2 separate regions of the Homo sapiens genome follow, and region 1 is linked to region 2. A link is a contact called in ENCODE Hi-C data. All regions are on one chromosome and are shown on one strand. The core of a region is the stretch at or near the end of the contact, and the rest is flanking DNA. Distances in the headings are between cores, read along the strand shown. Region 1 holds the start of BASP1-AS1 (BASP1 antisense RNA 1). Region 2 overlaps ANKRD33B (ankyrin repeat domain 33B).

What was found. Hi-C counts contacts between places; a loop is a spot of excess contacts on that map. Pooled maps may share reads with other maps.
Region 1: a map of B cell shows a loop between it and region 2 (15-fold over the local background). The contact joins the promoter of BASP1-AS1 here to the enhancer-like site in region 2. A Hi-C loop is called at or near these places in 1 of 168 maps with a recorded cell type or tissue (B cell), 1 of 37 single-sample maps with no recorded cell type and 2 of 50 pooled maps.

What each region holds. Positions count from the first base shown.
Region 1 is chr5:17,216,140-17,218,839 of GRCh38, forward strand. It overlaps BASP1-AS1 (BASP1 antisense RNA 1), which reads right to left and starts at 1,283. Exons shown (of 3, transcript NR_027253.1): 1 at 1-1,283. It overlaps BASP1 (brain abundant membrane attached signal protein 1), which reads left to right and starts at 1,492. Exons shown (of 2, transcript NM_006317.5): 1 at 1,492-1,671. RefSeq lists silencers at 1,288-1,767, 2,258-2,577 and an enhancer at 2,612-2,700.
Region 2 is chr5:10,631,360-10,634,059 of GRCh38, forward strand. All of the region lies in intron 2 of ANKRD33B (ankyrin repeat domain 33B), which reads left to right. Among named protein-coding and RNA genes, the nearest start is that of ANKRD33B, 69 kb to the left of the region's middle. RefSeq lists enhancers at 16-155, 143-885, 186-265, 316-395, 566-1,225 and 1 more and a silencer at 2,406-2,495. Within about 2 kb of position 1,297, at least 10 of the 41 ENCODE cell types and tissues checked have a DNase peak (open chromatin) inside an H3K27ac peak, as active enhancers do; they include B cell, where a contact is called at or near this core.

The DNA of each region.
Region 1 (2,700 bases), core at 33-2,532, 6.6 Mb after region 2:
TTTGTCACTCCGGTTCTGGAGGGCCACCCTGTCCCTGAATTCACGCCCAGGTCCTGAGGGCAGAACCATCCTGAGGACAACCTGCAGCTCCATCGATTTTTTCTTGGCTGGGACGCAGGCGAGCATGAAAGCGATCCAAACACAGCCAGAGGGCGCCAAAATGCCGCAAATAAAAGTTCCAAAGGCGTCAACTGGCTTTTGCGGGAAGGTAAAATTGGCTTTTGTGTAATCAAAGAGCTACCGTTGTCAACGATGTCACGTTACGTTATTTTTGTATGTCCCTCTTGCCAACAGGTAAGCAAAGTGAACGCATCTTCCTACCCCGGTGGCTATTCTGTGTCCCGGTGCTAAACCAAGTGTCCGCCCCCTTAGGGCACCCGGACAAGCCGCGGTTGGCCCTAGCTTTGACTCGAGCGCTCGCAAGCAGCAGCGTGCGGGCTGCCTCGGCCAACCCCGTCTTCTCAATATTGGTGGCCTCCATTAAAGCACAGACATCAAAAACATCGACGGCCCCTTTCCCCTCTTCTCTTCCCTCCTTCCTCTCCCAAGTTCCGAGAGCATCCTCCGAGGGGCGACGTCTCTCGCCCCACCAGCTGGACCTCGGCGACCGCGCCTCCCCCGAAGCTGCAGCCTTCGGGGCTGAGCCCCGCGGGTGCGGGTGCAGGTGCGGAGCCGCCCAAGGTGCGCAACTCGTTTGCAGCGGCGCAGCCCAGACGCGCCTGCAGCTGGGGCTCACCCCAACCTCGCTGCCAGCCGAGGTAGCGGAATCGTAGTCGACGTCGGGAGCGGGCTGGACTGGGGTCTGAGAAGGGTAGCTGGTGCCAGGGGGTGTCATTCATCACCTCGAGGCAGCTCCCTAAGTCTGAGCGAGAGCCCGAGCACTTCTTATCCAACGGTTCCAAATAAATGAGGGGGAGAGAGAGAGAGAGAGTGAGAGAGAGAGAGAGAGAGAGAGAGTGAGTGAGAGAGTGAGAGAGTGGGAGAAGTCCACGGACAGCCCAGGCGGCGCGGCGGGGGAAGGGGGACGCAGGAATGGAGGAGAGGAGAGGGGAGGCGGAGGGGGGATCTGAATAGAGGGCATTTAGGAAACGTTGGCGGGGCACAGAGTTGGGAGGTGGGGGGAAGGGAGGAACCAGGATGGCGGATAGGAGAGAAATGGGGGTGACTGTGCTGGAGGGGAGGGGAGGTGGGGGCCCAGAGCTGGGGGGAGTCAAGGGGAGGCGGGCGTGTCCAGGCTGGAGGGGAGAGGGGAGGGTCTGCGCCGGAGGAGGGGAGGGGAGCAGAGGGAGTGCAGGGGGTGGGGAGATGGAGCTGGAGGGGGTGGAGGGGAGACGGGCGGGGCGCCGGGCTGGAGGGAGGGGAGAGAGGCGGGCGGGGAGCGCGGGAGGAGGGAGGCTGGGCGGGCGGACGCGCGGGGGGAGGGCACTGGGCAGGAAGGGGAGGGGGAGCGAGCGCGAGAAATGCAGAGGCTGCAGCGGCGGCGGCGGCGGCAGTAGCGGCAGCGGCGACGACGGCGGCGGCAGCGCTCCAACTGGCTCCTCGCTCCGGGCTCCGCCGTCGAGCCGGGAGAGAGCCTCCGCCAGCGGCCAGGCACCAGCCAGACGACGCCAGCGACCCCGGCCTCTCGGCGGCACCGCGCTAACTCAGGGGCTGCATAGGCACCCAGAGCCGGTAAGGAGGCGCGCCCGGTGGCCCCGCGCCGCCGCGGACCCGGGGGCCTCCGTCCCCCACCGCGCCGCGCCCCGCCCCGCAGCCCCCGGGCTCTCCCTTCATGCAGCGGGCAGCAGGGATGTGGGCCCGGATTGGACGGCAAGGGCCTGGGGTCCCTCTGTGAGGGCTCCGTCGCACTTCGGGGATCCCGGGTGATGGGGGGCCCAGAAGTGGGAGGCTTCAGCCGCTCGCATGGTGGAGGGGTGAGGGGGGCGGCGAGGTTGGTAAACGGAGCTGGGGGGAGGGGGCTGTCGGGGAGAGGAGCTGCGGGTGACGGGAGGAATTGCCGAATGCGAAACCCCCTCAGTGCGTTGAGTCCCGGGGAGACGGTTCTGTGGGCTGAAGGGAGCGCTTCCGTCATCGGAGCCCTTACCAGCCTGGGAGAAAGCGCTCGGGGCGAGGGGCGCAGCAGCCAAAGATGGAGGGTGGGGGTGGGGTGGGGCGGGAGTCCGGGGAGAAAGAAGATGGGGAATCTGGCCCGATCAGAAGGAAGTGGGTGGCTTTTTGCTTTGGCAAACGGGTTTTCTCGACCCATGGGACTCCTGGATCTTGGTTCTGGGGCCAAGGAATACGAGGTTCACACGGCGACGTGCACTCAGAAGCACCTCCCGAGCAGATCGGAGCCCCAGCCTCGTCAGTGGCGGAATTGCCTTCCTACGAACCCGTGGGCTGCCTCGGAGCAGTTTGTTTTTTCGAGCCTTTGGTTCCAAGAATGCGCCAGGCGCCTCCGCCCTGGGTCCCGGCCCCGGCCCGGGCCCGGGGGGTGTGGGCTTGAACCTGACAGCGCGCGGCCCTAACTGGGCTCAGCCCCGCTGGGAGCGTAGGGTTGGGGTTGAGCAGCTTTTGCCCAAAGCGCTAAAGCTGAAACCCGGCGCCCGGTTCCTGCTCCCCCCGCCCCCGTCCCCCCTCCATTTCCAGAAAAATAAAAATTGCGGAATCCTGGATCCGATCGCACGCACAATGCGCGGCTGCAAACCGCATTCTTTTCAT
Region 2 (2,700 bases), core at 47-2,546:
GCAGGGAGTGGCTGTCAAGCACAGGAGGGGAGGAGCAGGGATAAGCCTCCTTCAGCAAGAGGAGAATCCCCTGCGTTTTCAATAGGAAAAGTGAACTGAGGATTGACGAGGTTCATAAACTTGGAAAGAAGAGCTTTCTTCTCATAAAGGGTTGCAGCCTGCAGGGTGGCTATTGTGGCAGGGAAGCAGCGCCTCTGGCCAGAAGCCAGAAACAGACCCTTCCAGGGGCAGAAGAACAAGACAGAAGAACAATGCATGCTGAAGGAGGTGGCTCAATACACATATTCCATAAGCTATGGGAGAAGCATTGAATATCGATGAGAGGAGAAACACGCAAGTGTGCAATCGAGCTCCGTGCCTCTCCCTGGGACCTGTGTTCAAAAAGCAACAGCGTTAGCATGATCTGAGGGTGGAGTTTTCAGGCCCTGACCTCAAAAGGTGAAGCAGAGGACATGAAAACCCTCACTGCGCGTCCTCTGTGGACCTGCCGGACGCACTCCAAAGCCATGGCCAGTGTCTCTCATGAGGACGGAATGCTGGTCGGTTGTTTCATCCAAATTGCAGAACGGCGGGGCAGCATCAGGCGGTTGGTTTATATCAGTGGAGGAGTCTTTAGAACGGGCTGGTTTCTGTTTAGACTTAGGAAAGAAAGCCTCACGGTTAGCAAGGAATGGGTATAACGAGGCGCATTGCCCTTCCATCCTGTCATAGCCAGGACTCAGTTTTCAAGGGTTCTCTGGGGTCCCCTTGGGCAGGAGGGGGTCGGTTCAGTCCGTTGGATGGCTCAGGATTTCACTTTTCCTTCTCGGAGGCCCGTGAATGTGGGCAGCGTGGGGGGCGATGGGGGAAAGCCGAGGGACTTCCCTTCTGGTGGTTTCTGTTCCCTCTATGAACTTGAAGATGAGTCATCCAGGAGAGGGGTTTGCGTGAGGTCGGTGACTTCCATGTGAAAAATTTAACATTTTCCCCATGGGGCCTGGGGAAGAGTCAACCGGGAAGCACAGGAGCACTGCTGGGGCAGGCTGAGAAGCCGGTCGGGCCCGGGTGGCGTGGGTGTCCACCTCTTTGTGTCCCCCAACGAAGGCACCTTCGCATCCATGCAGAGCGGAACCAGGGGTGTGGCGGGGCCAGGCGTCATTTCCAGCTTTCCTCTTTTGCATACCACAGACCTGTCCATCCACTCATTTAGGAGCTCTCTGAATCAAGCACTCCTCTCCCTCCTCCTGCCCGGGGTTGGGGGCTGGGCTCCATCTCTGCCTCCTGAATGCTCCCGTGGCTTCCTGGTGAGCTCCCCACCACTGGGAGAGCCTCAGGTCCAGGGTGGAGAGGCCCCACACCAGGCCGCACAGCCAGCTGTGAATCATGGTCCTGACCTTGCACTCTTTTTGAACGGCTCTATGCTAGTTTCCCCTTTTTTATTTTTATTTTTATTTATGTATTTATTTTGAGACAGTGTCTTGCTCTGTTGCCCAGGCTGGAGTACAGTGGCATGATCTCTGCTCACTGCAACCTCCTCCTCCTGGTTTCAAGTGATTCTCCTGCCTCAGCCTCCCGAGTAGCTGGGATTACAGGCACCCGCCACCACTCCCAGCTAATTTTTCTATTTTTAGTAGAGATGGGGTTTCCCCATGTTGGCCAGGCTGGTCTTGAACTCCTGACCTCAGGTGATCCACCCCCCTCAGCCTCCCAAAGTGCTAGGATTACAGGCGTGAGCCACCATGCCCAGCCAGTTCTCCTCTTTTTTTTTTTTTTTTTCTTTTTGAGATGGGGTCTTGCTCTGTCACCAGGCTGGAGTGCAGTGATGCAATCTTGGCTCACCGCAACCTCCACCTCCTGGGTTCAAGCAATTCTCCTGCCTCAGCCTCCGGAGTAACTGGGACTACAGGTGCACGCCACCACGCCCAGCTAATTTTTATATTTTTAGTAGAGATGGGGTTTCACCATGTTGGCCAGGACGGTGTGATCTCTTGGCCACGTGATCCACCCGCCTCGGCCTCCCAGAGTGCTGGGATTACAGGCGTGCGCCACTGCGCCAAGCCTATCTCCTCTTTTTTTAAAATAAACTTTTGATTTGAGAATAGTTTATGTTTACAGAGAAACCACAAACACTGTACAGAGAATGCCTGTGTGCCTCACACTGGTTCCCTCTGTTGTTAAGATCTGACGTCCGTGACGCGCTGAACACAATGAATGGACGCGTGTCAATTCACCATTATTAACTGAAGTCCGTTCTTTATTCGGATTTCCTCAGCGTTTCCCGGATTTCCTTTTTCTGTTGCAGGATCGCATGTGGCATTTAGCACTCATGGCTCCTCAGGCTCCTCTTGGCTGTGAGCTTCTCAGACTTCTCTTGTTTTTCATGACCTCGACAGTTTTGAGGAGGACTGGTCAGGTACATTGCAGAATGTTCCTTAATTTGGACGTGCCTGATGCTTTTCTTGTGATGAGACTGGAGTTATGAGTTTTTGGAGGAAGACGCCCGATAAAGGGCTGATGGGCCTTGGTCACCTGGCTGAGGTCATGTTAGCAGATTTCTCCACTGTGAGGTTCTCTCCCTCCTCCCCCGTTTCCGTGTAATAGTCTTTCACAGGAAGTCAGTGCACGCAGCCCGCGGGTTAAGGAGGGGGGAACACGTTCTAGCCCCTTGAGAGTGGAGTGCCTGCCTGGATTATTCAGAATTTTTCTTCCAGATTTTTCTAT